2 separate regions of the Homo sapiens genome follow, and region 1 is linked to region 2. The links are chromatin contacts, found by Hi-C or POLR2A ChIA-PET in ENCODE. All regions are on one chromosome and are shown on one strand. Each heading gives the region's core, a stretch centred on a gene start or an enhancer-like site at or near the end of the contact. The rest is flanking DNA. Distances are from core to core; before and after follow the strand shown. Region 1 overlaps LINC03013 (long intergenic non-protein coding RNA 3013). Region 2 holds the start of EEPD1 (endonuclease/exonuclease/phosphatase family domain containing 1).

Region 1 (6,339 bases), core at 2,968-5,467, 430 kb before region 2:
GCAAAACTCCATCTCAAAAATAAATAAATAAATTAATTAATTTAATTTAATTGTTTAAGGGGTGTCATTTTCCAAATTGTTTTTATGAAAAATTTACAAACAGTGGCTAGTGTCCCATTGTACTGTGTATCTAATTCAGTAAAAGTACTGAAGATTCAAAAAGATTGTTAGAGTGGTTGTGGAAAATTCCAGAGCTGCTGTCACCAGCAGAGCCTTCCTTTACTGAGTGTCTCAGTGCCAGTATAACAAATCCTAGACACTGGCTTTATTGGCCAGTGGTGCAAAGAAATAGTAAAAATTCAATAAAAATATTGCTTGAACCAGGAAGCCTCCTCATAGAGTTGTGGACTCTTCAGAGAGGTTTTACCAAAGTAAGGGCAGAATGTGTATACCGTCTTTCAGGGATTCAAGAAATGTAGGCAACAATGTCTATTATTAGCCCTCCTCTCCTTCCATGAGCAAAACCCAAATTACTTGTTTTTAATTGGCACAAAAGCACATTCAATCATTACATTATCAGACATTGTTCATGTACCTATCATATGCCAGGCTGTGTGCTAAGAGCTGGGGATCTGAAGATGAATAAAATGTACCCTGCCACAATCAGGATTGGCAACAACTGACCTAGGTGGCTCACCTGCATTGTCTGGATAACAAGCCAATTGGCACCTGAGGCCCCCAACCTTATCCCCACAGGAGGGGTTCGTCCAAACTGCTCATGAGACCAGTTTCTCCCTTCCACAGACCCCAGTGCCTTCAGGTGCTGAAAGTTGACTTTCCCAGGCAACTCAGAGAGCTGGTGTCTAACCCCACACTGATGTTACTCAATAAGTCTGATTACCCTCCCACCCACTAGGTTGTTCTCACTCTTGCCCTATAAGAAGGAGAGCAGCAAGGGGACAAGGAATGCCCACCGATGGTGTGTCCAATAGATAACTTTGGCCCATCTCTTATCTTTATTTGTTAATTCTTGCTTTGTAACTTTCCCCCAATAGAGCCCATGAGATTTCATGGAAATCATCACAAAATAACAAACCTTTTTGCGTGACAGGTGATGAGCACAAAAGGATCCATCTTATACAGTGCTTGCCAGCTTCCATAATACTACTCACCACGATGTTGAAATCACCTGTTCCAGAACCAGTCCTGTCCTTTGACAAGAAGGATTTAATTATCAGTAGTGGTGGGGACTGGCTGGAGAGAGGAAAAACACTTCAAGGACTCTGCCACCTTTCGTAGATGGAGAGTGCAAAGTTTGTACCATGGAACTCCTTCTCTAACAGTTACTCTGTGGCAGTGCCTATTTCAAACCTCCCTTAACTTCTGATTGTATAGATGTTTGTTTCATTTGTTCATCTGTTTGTTCACTTAGTCAGAGATGTTTTAAGCCTTAAGAGAAATAGTGGACTAGAAAATGCCTTGGAAAAGTACAAAGTTCAATCCAAGTAAACTGTTTTTAAACTAGGAATTTATGAAGCCTAAAATATAAAATGTATATACATGGATATGCTCTGAAGTGAGGTAGAGGGGTAGAAATCAACATTGTGATATTGTACTATAGTTTTGCAAGATGTTACCATTGGGGGAAAATGTTTGAAGGGTATACGGGATATCTCTGCCTTATTTCTTACAACTGCATGTGAATCTACAGTTATCTCAAAATAAAAATTTAATTAACAATTGATTACAATTAACAGCATTAATTTCTTATCCTGTCATTTTCCTTCTCCTGAAATTGCAGAATAGCCAAACAGAAACCTACCCATGACCACCATCTGAGATTCTTTGGTGCCCGTATTAGTGGACATAGGCAGGTGTATCAGGAGGCATCCAGTCACGCATACTGGAAGATACTGACTCAACTGATTTAAGCAAAGGAAAATACAGTGTATTATATAATGAGACATCTTGAGTAGGGTAGTCCTAGGGTCAGTTGATTCAGCAGCTTGATTGATAATCAAGGGCCCAAATTCTTTCCCACTTTCTACCCTGCCATCCTCAGCCTATCAGTTTCGTCCTCCAGCTGGCTTAAAGGTAGTTGCAAGGTGGCTGCTATCATGCCATGCAAAATGCAAATGCAAAAAGTATGCAGATACAAAAAGTATCTCTTTTCATAAGTCTCATTTTAAGGGCAAGGAAAAACCTGCAGGCCTTTCTGCCACTCTCTTGACCCACTTACTTAACTGTGGAACAAGTCACAAACACCTGTTTAAGTGGATCACTTGGCCAGGAGGGAGAGATTGCCATTATCCTTAGATGGAGGAGAATGGGGGTGGGGGTTGTTATGCCTGAACATAATCAGTGCTCTGCCAGTGAGTAAGAGCAGAGATGGGGTGATTAATAGGCAACCCCTCACCAAGGAGCCATTGTAAAGCTTCAGGCCAGTTCAGAAGGTGATGAAGATGGAAAGCCTCCAAAGCAACCAGAACAACCAGAAGGAACACGCTTTTACAGCTTGCTTCTGATTCCACACCGCGAGGACAATGGGTCCAGCATGCCACACTGATCCAGGAACTTAGAACTAAGTAAGAAGCAAGGGAGAGAGGCTGCTATAGCTGAAACCCAGAGAATGAACTTTCTCCCAGGAGGTTGCAAGGGCTGCCCTTGTAAAAGATCCTGTCCTGGGTTTAAAGGTTAGCAAATTTTCTGTTTTGTTTTGCTTTGACTGCATGAGGGTTGAGTTAAAGTGAAATAATATTTAAGACTTATTTTTTAAATAAGATATTTTATGTTTTTATTTTTGTTTTTTTTTTTTTTTTTGGTTGGTAGAGACAGGGTCTCACTGTGTTGCCCAGGCTGGTTTTGAACACCTGGGCTTCTAATCCTCCTGCCTCAGCCTCCCAAAGTGCTAGCATCACAGGCATGTGCCACCACACCCAACCCCTTAAAAGTCTTTTTACAAATGAGAACATGAACAATTGCCTTTCAGATTATTTCCTGGTCATCAAAGATTTCTTTCTTTATTTACATAAAGGGGACAGGGGTCAGTCTGTGTATTGGAAGATGTGCCCATATTTGGTCACATATTGGAAGAGTACAAAATTGCCCAAATAAGGGATATTTATTGCCTTCCTGACTGCAGACTCAAGGAGGCAGGAACTTTGACATTTTCTCCAATGCCTATCTGTATCCACATTGCCTGTAACATAGTATATGCTCAATAAATATTGATTGAACTAATTAAAAAATGTCATTCTCTACTCCCAAACTATAAAAACCTGGAAGGGTATATTCTTGCTGGATGGGAGCCTGAAGAAGACAGGAAGGGAGCTAAAGATATCTCTCTTAGTCATTCTCTGTGTCCGACATATGCCCACATGTATAGTCCTAAATGCCACTGTCTCTCAGTTGGTTTCTATCAGGACCTAAGCCCTGTGGAGACAGCAGCTTGCAGAGTCTCTAGCCCAGGGAAGCAAGAGGTGGGCCAGATGGAATCCCCCAGCTCAGGGAAGGTCTTACCTATCCATGCATTTGAGGAAGGAGGAAGTGGGACAGTCATTCACCAGTCTAAATCTTACTGCTAAAACTAGACCGAGTGCTACATCTCCAAATCTGGAGGGCCAGGATATCTGTCACACAGGCAGGCCAAAAATTGTTCTTCCCAGGGTGGGGACAGTGGAAGCCATATAAACACTTGCCAATTAGTTCATCTACATTTTAAAAAGGTGCAGAAAATTCTTGTTCCTTTCCGCTGGAGGAACTTTACAAATGACCTTGACAAAAACCCCTCAAAACCTATAGAACCAAATTTTATTATAACGCTCTTTTTATTCCCTTGCTTCTATTTCCTCCTTTCTCTTCTTTTTCTATTTCTTTTCCTTTCTCTTTCTTTACATTTCTCCCTCTTTCTTCCTGCTTGTCCAGCTTTTCTTCCTCTTCCCCCTTTAAGGTGATACTTTGGGACTGAAAGTATATTTTAATATTTATCTAAAGCAGTTGTTTCTTTGTCCATGGTTCCCTGACCCTTCACAGAAAATAATTCTTCCATCCTAAATTGACTTTTATGATAGTTATCTAAAGATTTAAGGATCCAAATATGTACAAGTCAAATACAATAAAAGGAAAAAAATCATTTAAAGACTAACATTTAAGCATTTTAGCCTCTACTATTTTAAAATTAGAGTTCAACTCGATGCCATTTATATTTGAACTCCTAAAATTACAACCATCATCTGCATTTTACAGGCTTCCCCTATCTATGCAGACATTTCCTGTTCTGTCTTCTCTTTCCCCAGAGACCCATTACAACTTGCTTATCGTTGGGTAGAGGTTATATCCAGGGAAGAGGGAACCGAGGAGAAGTGGAGGAAAGGAGGAAGGCATGAGATGTTGGCCCTAACCTAGATTGGTATGTTTACTCTCATCCGACTGGGTTGACTTTAGAATGAAAATGTTTTCCCACTTAATTAATTTAAAATTAGTTATTCAAATATGTTTTTCAAAACTCAGTACAATTATGTATATCACACTTGTGCAAAACATCACCAATTCTCAAACCCCAGATCTACAGATCTGAGGTCAGCAATTCCAGCTAACACTTATATAGTGCTTCCCATGTGCCAGACACTGTGCAAAGCGTTTCATGTGTATTGACTCATTTCATCCTTCAACAGCCCTGCAAGGCAGGTATTAGTCAGCTTGGGCTGCCATAACAAAACACCATGGACTAGGTGGCTTAAACAACGAACATTTATTTTCTTACAGTTCCAGAGACTGGAAGTTCAAGACCAAGGTATAGCAGAGCTGGTGTCTGGTGAGGGCTCTCCTCGTAGGTGGCAGACAGCTGCCTTCTCACTGTGTGCTCACCTGGCCTTTCCTCTGTGTTCCTCAGAGTGAGTGAGCTCTCTGGTGTCTCTTCTTATGAAGATACTAATTTATGGGATCAGGGCTCCATCTTTAACACCTCATTCAACCTTAATTACTTTCTTAGAGCCACCATATCCATATCCAAATACAGCTACATTGGGGGTTAGGGGTTCAACATATGCATTTTGGGGGACACAAACATTCAGTCCACAATGGTAGGTAATATTGTACTCCCTATTTCTCAGGTTAGGAAACTGAGGCCACACTGATTGAGTAATTTGCCCAATGTCACACAAATAATAAGTGTCAATACTGGGACTTGAACGCCAGCATCCATACTTTTAACCACTATGCTGTGCTCTCTCTCATCATGAGTCATGACGATGATCACGTTAGATTGTGTTAGATGATGTTAGATCATGAGTCATGATCTAACATCTAGCAACCCATCAACATCATCAACATCTAACAAATCCAATCCTTTGAACCTATTATAGAATCATCAGAGCTTTACCACGCTTTTTAGAAAAAATTTCCCTACAAGAATACAGTCTCTCACTATTATTATTATATTAGAGATAGATTTCTATATTATCAAATTTAGAGCAAATAACTTATATTTGCTATCAACTAGCTCTTAAAATGATTATATCTTGATTACTCTAGTAAACAAACATCATCTATTTCTCTCTACATTTAAACTATTAAAACTCAACAATAAGAAAACAACTCATTTGAACAGTGGGCAAAAGATCTTGACAAGACATGTCATCAAAGAAGATATGCAGATAGCAAATAAGCATATGAAAAGATGCTTCACATCATATGTCATCAGGAAAATGCCAATTAAAACAACAGTGAGATACCACTACACAAACCTATAGGAATGGCCAAAATCCAGAATATGACAACCCCAGATGCTGCCAAGGGTGAGGAGCAACAGGAATTCTCATTCATTGCTGGTGGGAATGCAAAATGGTACAGCCACTTTGGGAAACATGTTGGCAGTTACTTATGAAACTAAGTTTCTATATCATAACACAAGTAGATATAAATATAACCAGTGGTAGGGTTTTTTTAGAGGCTGTATTATTTTTTAAGAATTTAAAGCTTTAAACCCAAATTTCTACTCAGAAAGATGAGCATTGTAATTTGATGAGATTACCCTTAGAATTCTTGCCAGTCAATGACTGCTTTTACACCAACTTACAGATTGTGCTGTGTTCAAATACATACTGAGGGGAATCTGATGAACTGACTGGCAACAGTCTTCAAATTCTTAAAGGTGAGGGGAAGAGTGCATCAGGTAAGAGCAAAGCTCCCGGAATCGGGATATCCAGGTCTGAATCTTGACTCTGCTGTGTCCTTGAGTGAGCTACTCAACTTGTCTACACCTCAGTTTCTTCATTCGTAAAATGAAGCTATGGTAGCTTCTACCTTATATGACGATTGACTGATAGGCTCCATGTTGAGTGTAAATTAAATAGTGCCTGGATAAGTACTCACTAAAGAATCGTGTTTTTTTTTTATTGT
Region 2 (6,335 bases), core at 293-2,792:
AGAGAACCGTGGAGCCAGAGATGGAGGCAGTCCTGCCATGTCCTAATGACCCCATCATCACTTGGGTCGGATGCAACCAGACTTGAGGTAAGATTCCTTACCTTAACTTTTCAACAAGGAACCAAAAATTTCCCCCCGACCTTTTTTTTTTTTTTTTTGGTCTAAGCTAGTTTGACTTGGTTTTCTGACCAATATACATAGCAGGGGAATGTGCCTCAGAAAGGCAGTAGCATTTTCCAAACTTGGGCTGCCGCTAATTTTACAACCAAAGTACCTTCCGCCTGTGAGAGGTACTATTTTTGCTGACCCAGTCCTTGGAATTGAAACCAGATGCACTGGTCACATTGGTTGGGGATGAAACTTCAGAGAACACTAAACGTCCAGGGTCAAAGTATTCAACGATATCACCGCATGATTTGCTTAATCGAATACTCTAGCTCTAGGTATCCACTATAATGCAGAGGGCTCTTTAATCTTTAACCAAATTGTCATTTAGCAGTGTGATGCAAAAACTCTTCTGGGTTTTGGGAAGCAGCCCCCATTTCCCTCCTTCGTAATGATTAGACTTAATATTACAAAAACTTATCCTTGTTTACTCACAGCGCTAAATGTGCAAAGGAGCAAACCTGTATTTGACCTATGCGAACACACAGGAGGGTGGTGCGTGCCCTCTGCTAGGAGCACAATGCGTCGCTGGCGTTATTAGAGGACATCTCTCTGAGCGGAGCAAAGGTAATACACTGGTGGAAGAAAAGAAAAGGCCGAAAGTGGGGACAGAAATTAAGACGATCCCATTCAGTCTCCTCTGGAACGTTCTGCAAAATTCCGTGAGACCCTGGACCTACAGCGATGCACTCTCAGGGACTGCCCCGGCCTTCATCCCCACACCTCAAAGACAGACGAAAAGCAGCTGAGCAGATCTCGCCTCGGGCAATCCTAAACAGCCTCTACCAGGCACAACCAGTCCTAGGCCCCGGGCGGCAACCATGGTCCGGGGGCAGCTGACTTAGGACAGCCTCCCTGTGACCCGCCCTCGCCGGCACGGCGCCGGCTCCGCCCCTTAAGCCCCCTAAGTCCCGCCTCTGCGCTCCCGGGGCCTACCCCCGCGCTCATGGCCCCGCCCCCGCTTTTCCTACCCCATCGCGCCCTGGCCCCGCTCCCACACTCTATGACCCCGCCTCTCGCACTCCAGGCCCGCCCCACGCGCTCCAGGGTTCTGCTCTCCACCCATTTGTGCCAGGCCACGCCCCCACACCCATGGCTCCTCCTCTCGCACGCCAGGGCCTCCCCTCGCGCTCTCTGGTTCGTTCTCCACCCTCTTGAGCCTTGATGCCGCCCCCTCTTCCATGGCCCCGCCTCTCCCACTCCAGGCCCGCCCTTGCGCTCTCGGGTTCCTCTCTCCACCCACTGGTGCCAGGCCTCGCCCCGCGCCAGGGCCCCTCCCCCACGTGCCCTCGGGAGTCCCGGGGAGGAGTTGCCGCGCGGAGGAGGCGTGGCCGCGGTGCCTGCGGAGGCGCGAGCGGCGCGGCGCGGCGCGGCCGGGACTTTGGCTTTGACACCGACTGCGAGCGGGAGCCGTGCGGCTGGTGCTGGGTCTGGACTGGCTCTGGCGGATCCCCGCCCGAGTTGGGCGCAGGACTTTTTGCCGGGGTAAACGCAACTGCGGCGGCGCCGCCGCAAGCCCCGGTGCAGCCTCGGCGGCGGGTTTCGCCGCCGCTGCCGCCGCCTCCGAGCAGCCCTGCGGCTTCTATTCACTCTGGGAGAGCGATGCTAAGTTTCTCCCATAGAAAGAGCCGGGACACGCAGACCGAAGCGGCGTAGTCGGCTTCCAGGGCCTGACCAGTGACCCACACCCGCGCGGACGCCTAGGCTGGAGGCAGGGGGCCCGTGCTGTCCCGGGCTGGGCTCAGGCTTCCGAGCCGCAGGTGGAAGAGGAACCGGCGCCCCGCAGAGCGGCCGAGAGGTGGGGCGCGGGGACCCGCGGCAGGTCGGGTGGGGGGTCGATAAGCCCCTTCTCAGTGCCCGCTCCGGGGAGCACGGACTTCCCAGGTTGCAGGTAGCGCTGTGTCAGATGCGGAGCGTGGGGGAGGTGGAGTGGCCACCCCGTCTGCGCGAGCCCAAGTGTGGGTGACCCAAGTGTCAGAGTTGAGAGAGGCCTGGAGGAGAGGCATGAGGCTGATGGGGATAGGTCTCTTCCCAAGAGAAGCGGCTCGTAGCCTTTTTGGACTCCAGTGTGATAAAACCCGGACGTCCCTAGAGGAGAATCCACATGGGCCTAGCCTCATTGTGCCTGCGTTTTTAGGGGTTCACGGGCAGCCACCAGTCCCCGACTCCTGGTTACTAACTCTAGCACTAGGTAGGGGGTGCTAATGCAAATTTCTTAATTCAATGGGTTTCTATGTTTATTGATTTATTTTCTAGGCGGCCAAGTGAAAGGTAATTTTGGACACGCCAGGCATGGAAGATTCGGTGTTTGTCTATAGTAACCTCTTCAGTCCCTGAATCCTGCACCTTCCGTTTTTCTGTGCTTGTACGGCCTACTGGGCTTCCTCCCTAGCCAGAGAGCTCTTCTGCAGTGGTGCGGCCTTCCCGGGAGCCTGATCCTGGCGGACCATGGGGAGCACCCTGGGCTGCCACCGCTCCATCCCCAGGGACCCCTCGGACCTGTCCCATAGCCGCAAGTTCAGCGCAGCCTGTAACTTCAGCAACATTCTAGTGAATCAGGAGCGGCTCAACATCAACACTGCCACGGAGGAGGAGCTGATGACCCTGCCTGGGGTGACGCGTGCCGTGGCACGCAGCATCGTGGAGTACCGAGAGTATATCGGTGGCTTCAAGAAGGTGGAGGACCTGGCATTGGTCAGTGGTGTAGGCGCCACCAAGCTGGAGCAGGTCAAGTTTGAGATCTGTGTGAGCAGCAAGGGCAGCTCAGCGCAGCACTCTCCCAGTTCCCTGCGGCGGGACCTGCTAGCGGAGCAGCAGCCTCACCACCTGGCCACAGCTGTGCCCCTCACCCCACGTGTTAACATCAACACAGCCACCCCGGCCCAGCTCATGAGCGTGCGAGGCCTCTCGGAGAAAATGGCCCTCAGCATCGTGGACTTCCGCCGTGAGCATGGGCCCTTTCGCAGCGTTGAGGACCTAGTGAGGATGGATGGTATCAATGCCGCCTTCCTGGACAGGATCCGGCACCAGGTGTTTGCTGAGAGGTCCAGGCCCCCATCCACCCACACGAACGGGGGACTGACCTTCACCGCCAAGCCTCACCCGAGCCCCACTTCCCTGAGCCTGCAGAGTGAGGACCTGGACCTGCCGCCAGGGGGGCCCACCCAGATTATCTCCACTCGGCCGTCCGTGGAGGCCTTTGGAGGCACAAGGGATGGGAGGCCTGTGCTGAGGCTGGCCACCTGGAACTTGCAGGGCTGTTCCGTGGAGAAGGCCAACAACCCCGGGGTGCGAGAGGTGGTGTGCATGACACTCCTGGAAAACAGGTGAGGACAGGAACCACCATGGGTGTTGGGTGTGAAGGCAACTTGTGCGTGACCTCATCTATGGATGCAAATGAATGGATTCTTTTGCGGGTAGGGAGGGTGCAAGAGTTTTTAATCAATGTTCTTGAAGCCTCAGCCAATACCGTCACCTGAGAATGGGCTGTCCTTCTGCTCCAGAATTTTCTGAATACAGCTGGGCTTGTGACCCATGTCTTGAGTGTGAGATATCTGAGACTGATTCATAATTTTGGGGTAAGCAGAGGTTGTGTTTTTGTTACTGCTTTGGAGGATGCTGGGTCTACACCAAGTCAGGCACTCAGAGCATGGGAACTGGTGCAGTTTCGCATGTGAGAAAGAGCTCATTGGATTTTGTTTATTAATGGGAGGGAAAATCATATTTGTTCCATCAAATATGCCTATTTGTGCACACAAAATCATCTTAAAGGCCAAGTATTTGCAAACACATACAAGTGTCTATATTTACCAAAATGCTATGAATGAATCACTCTCCATTCTTTTTCCTTATTTAACCTGGAGTTGGTTTTCAGCCCTAAAATTGTAGCCCAAAATGTGTGTAACCTTTTCTGTGCCATAGCCAGAAAAAAGCAAGCTGACGTGTGTGTGTGAAAATTGGCCGGATTTTCCCCATTTAAACCAAAGAAAAGAGTCCAGTAGGATAGGCCGTTACCACAGAGCGTTTATGTTATTCACAATACTGCTCTCTGTAGGAATTTCTGTTAGCCTCGTCATAAACAAAAACAATATTATTTTGGCAGTAACTCCTGCTGTTAGTAAAATAGCAAACTGTATAATGTAATCAGGTGTGGGAAAGAAAGAAATATTTGTGATGGTCCCTTCCAGGTCATAAGAGCTGTGATCCTGGACTTGAGGCGTTTTGCCCTGCCACCCACCAGGGGTGCAGTGTTTGTGGCTACTCGTTGATTTCCTTTGCACTGAGTTGTTGGTGAGGCTGGCGGCGGGGGGGCAGCAGTTTGGTGACACGAAGTGAACTCTCAGCGGGAAATCACAGTGCATGATGGCAGATCACCAGGAAAATTAGTGAGGAGAAAAGCAGGTCACAACGTTTCCTTGGCACTGACCCAGTGGCATGCTCTCATCACTGAGAGAGGGACTCCACACTGGGTCAGGGAACTGGACTGGGGAGCCCTTGAATGCTCTCCCTGCACTGCTGTGTCCTCTCTTTTGCAGCCTAACTCACTCCTTCTGCAAAGTCTTCTTGTGCACAGGTGAGAGCTGTACTCGGCACCGGGAGATATTTATAAAGAATGGCTTGATAATTGTTCTCTTTATCCATAGCAGCATGGGCGTGTGAATGGGAAATGAGGAGGGGAGAGGCAGGAAAGACAAAGCTGCTTAATTCCTATTATGCTTTCTAGTGGCTCAATTTGGGAGGGGGGTGATGGATTAGGATCAAAAGTTGGTCCAGTGGGACTGACCAACCAGGCAGCCCCTGCCTATTTATTATGTCAGTGGTTTCTAAAGTGTGGTCCCCCCTGGGGACCAGCAACATCAGCTACTGACTCAGAAACTTTGTTTCTGTGTTTTAACACACCCTCCAGGTGGTTCTGATGCACACTAAAGTTTGAGAACCATTGTACTAGGTGTTAGGCAATCAGCTGTCCCTCTGTCTCTTGGAAGCCCCTTCCTCTGGCAGGGTTAGTGAATTCATGCAGAACTTTCCAGGTCTAGTCGGCCCTCCATACCTGTGGGTTCCACATCCATGGATTCAACCAACTGTAGATGGAAAATATTCAGGAAAAAAAAAAGTTGTGTCTATACTGAACATGTCGAGTTTTTTCTTGTCATTCCCTAAACAATCCAGTATGGTAACTATTTACATAACATTTACATTGTATTAGGCATTCTAAGTAATCTAAAGATGAATTAAAATATACTGGAGGATGTGCATAGGTTATATGTAAATAATATGCCATTTTATATCAGGGACTTGAGCATCATGGATTTTGGTATCACAGGGGCTCCTGGAATCAATCTCTGCAGATACCAAGGTACAACTGTCATTTTTATTTTCCCCTTTGATTGTTTTGATCATCCTTATAATTATTCAACCTTGTGATATTCTTTCTGACCAAGCGTTGAGGAGCTTATTCATCTTCTAGGACCTATGAATGTGAAGGGTAGAGAATAGGAGAGTGAGCAAAGACGGCTGGCCTCAGCGCTGGCTCCACCCTGCAGCCCACTGAGCAGGAGACCTCACGACTCTTGTCCAGTGTGAAGGTTGTCCTGTTTTTTTCTTCTTTGGGTTTCCTAGAGAGATGATGATTTGCTGAAGACATTGAACTACTGTCGTCAGGCAAGAGTACAGGAAAAGTTTACCCAAACCCACCAGGGTGTAGAAGGGATCACCTGTAAGTGACTGGGAAGGTGACCCGCACCGTCACATTCTCACTCTTGGCCAAATGTGTTGGAGGTTGATGGTTCTCTTTGCCTGGTCACAATGGATTCAGTATTCCAGACACTCCTAGCACATTGTTAATGTTTAGTAAACATGAACTAATGGACTCAGGGCCTGATCCCCTTCAGAGTAGGGTGAGTGCTTTGTCTGTATGACTGTCCTAGGGTATCAAAAGCTGTCACAGAGTAGATCTCGTGTCCTCAATGATAGCAGCACCCATTCTCCAAGAGCTGTGTGTTCGTCCTGATTCACAGAAATCTCTCCCCTTCCAATTGTTCCCGTATTAGTAAGAGGAAATACATTTAGTATGAGCAAGAATGGGTGCAGGTGATTTCTGGGTGGCTCTTATTTACATCCATGTGTACCTGTAATAAAAGAGTTTCCTAACTTTTGGGTATGCCTTCGTG

Evidence for each region. Hi-C counts contacts between places; a loop is a spot of excess contacts on that map. ChIA-PET counts read pairs that join two places held with the same protein, here RNA polymerase II (POLR2A). Pooled maps may share reads with other maps.
Region 1: a map of OCI-LY7 shows a loop between it and region 2 (2.5-fold over the local background). The contact joins the enhancer-like site here to the promoter of EEPD1 in region 2. A Hi-C loop is called at or near these places in 1 of 168 maps with a recorded cell type or tissue (OCI-LY7), 1 of 37 single-sample maps with no recorded cell type and 12 of 50 pooled maps. POLR2A ChIA-PET finds 5 or more read pairs at or near these places in 1 of 52 experiments (GM12878).

What each region holds. Positions count from the first base shown.
Region 1 is chr7:35,718,019-35,724,357 of GRCh38, forward strand. It overlaps LINC03013 (long intergenic non-protein coding RNA 3013), which reads left to right. Exons shown (of 2, transcript NR_108083.1): 2 at 1,052-1,694. Among named protein-coding and RNA genes, the nearest start is that of LINC03013, 4.8 kb to the left of the region's middle. Within about 2 kb of position 4,218, at least 2 of the 41 ENCODE cell types and tissues checked have a DNase peak (open chromatin) inside an H3K27ac peak, as active enhancers do; they include OCI-LY7, where a contact is called at or near this core.
Region 2 is chr7:36,151,712-36,158,046 of GRCh38, forward strand. It overlaps EEPD1 (endonuclease/exonuclease/phosphatase family domain containing 1), which reads left to right and starts at 1,543. Exons shown (of 8, transcript NM_030636.3): 1 at 1,543-1,963; 2 at 2,422-3,491. The coding sequence starts at 2,614. RefSeq lists a silencer at 955-1,674.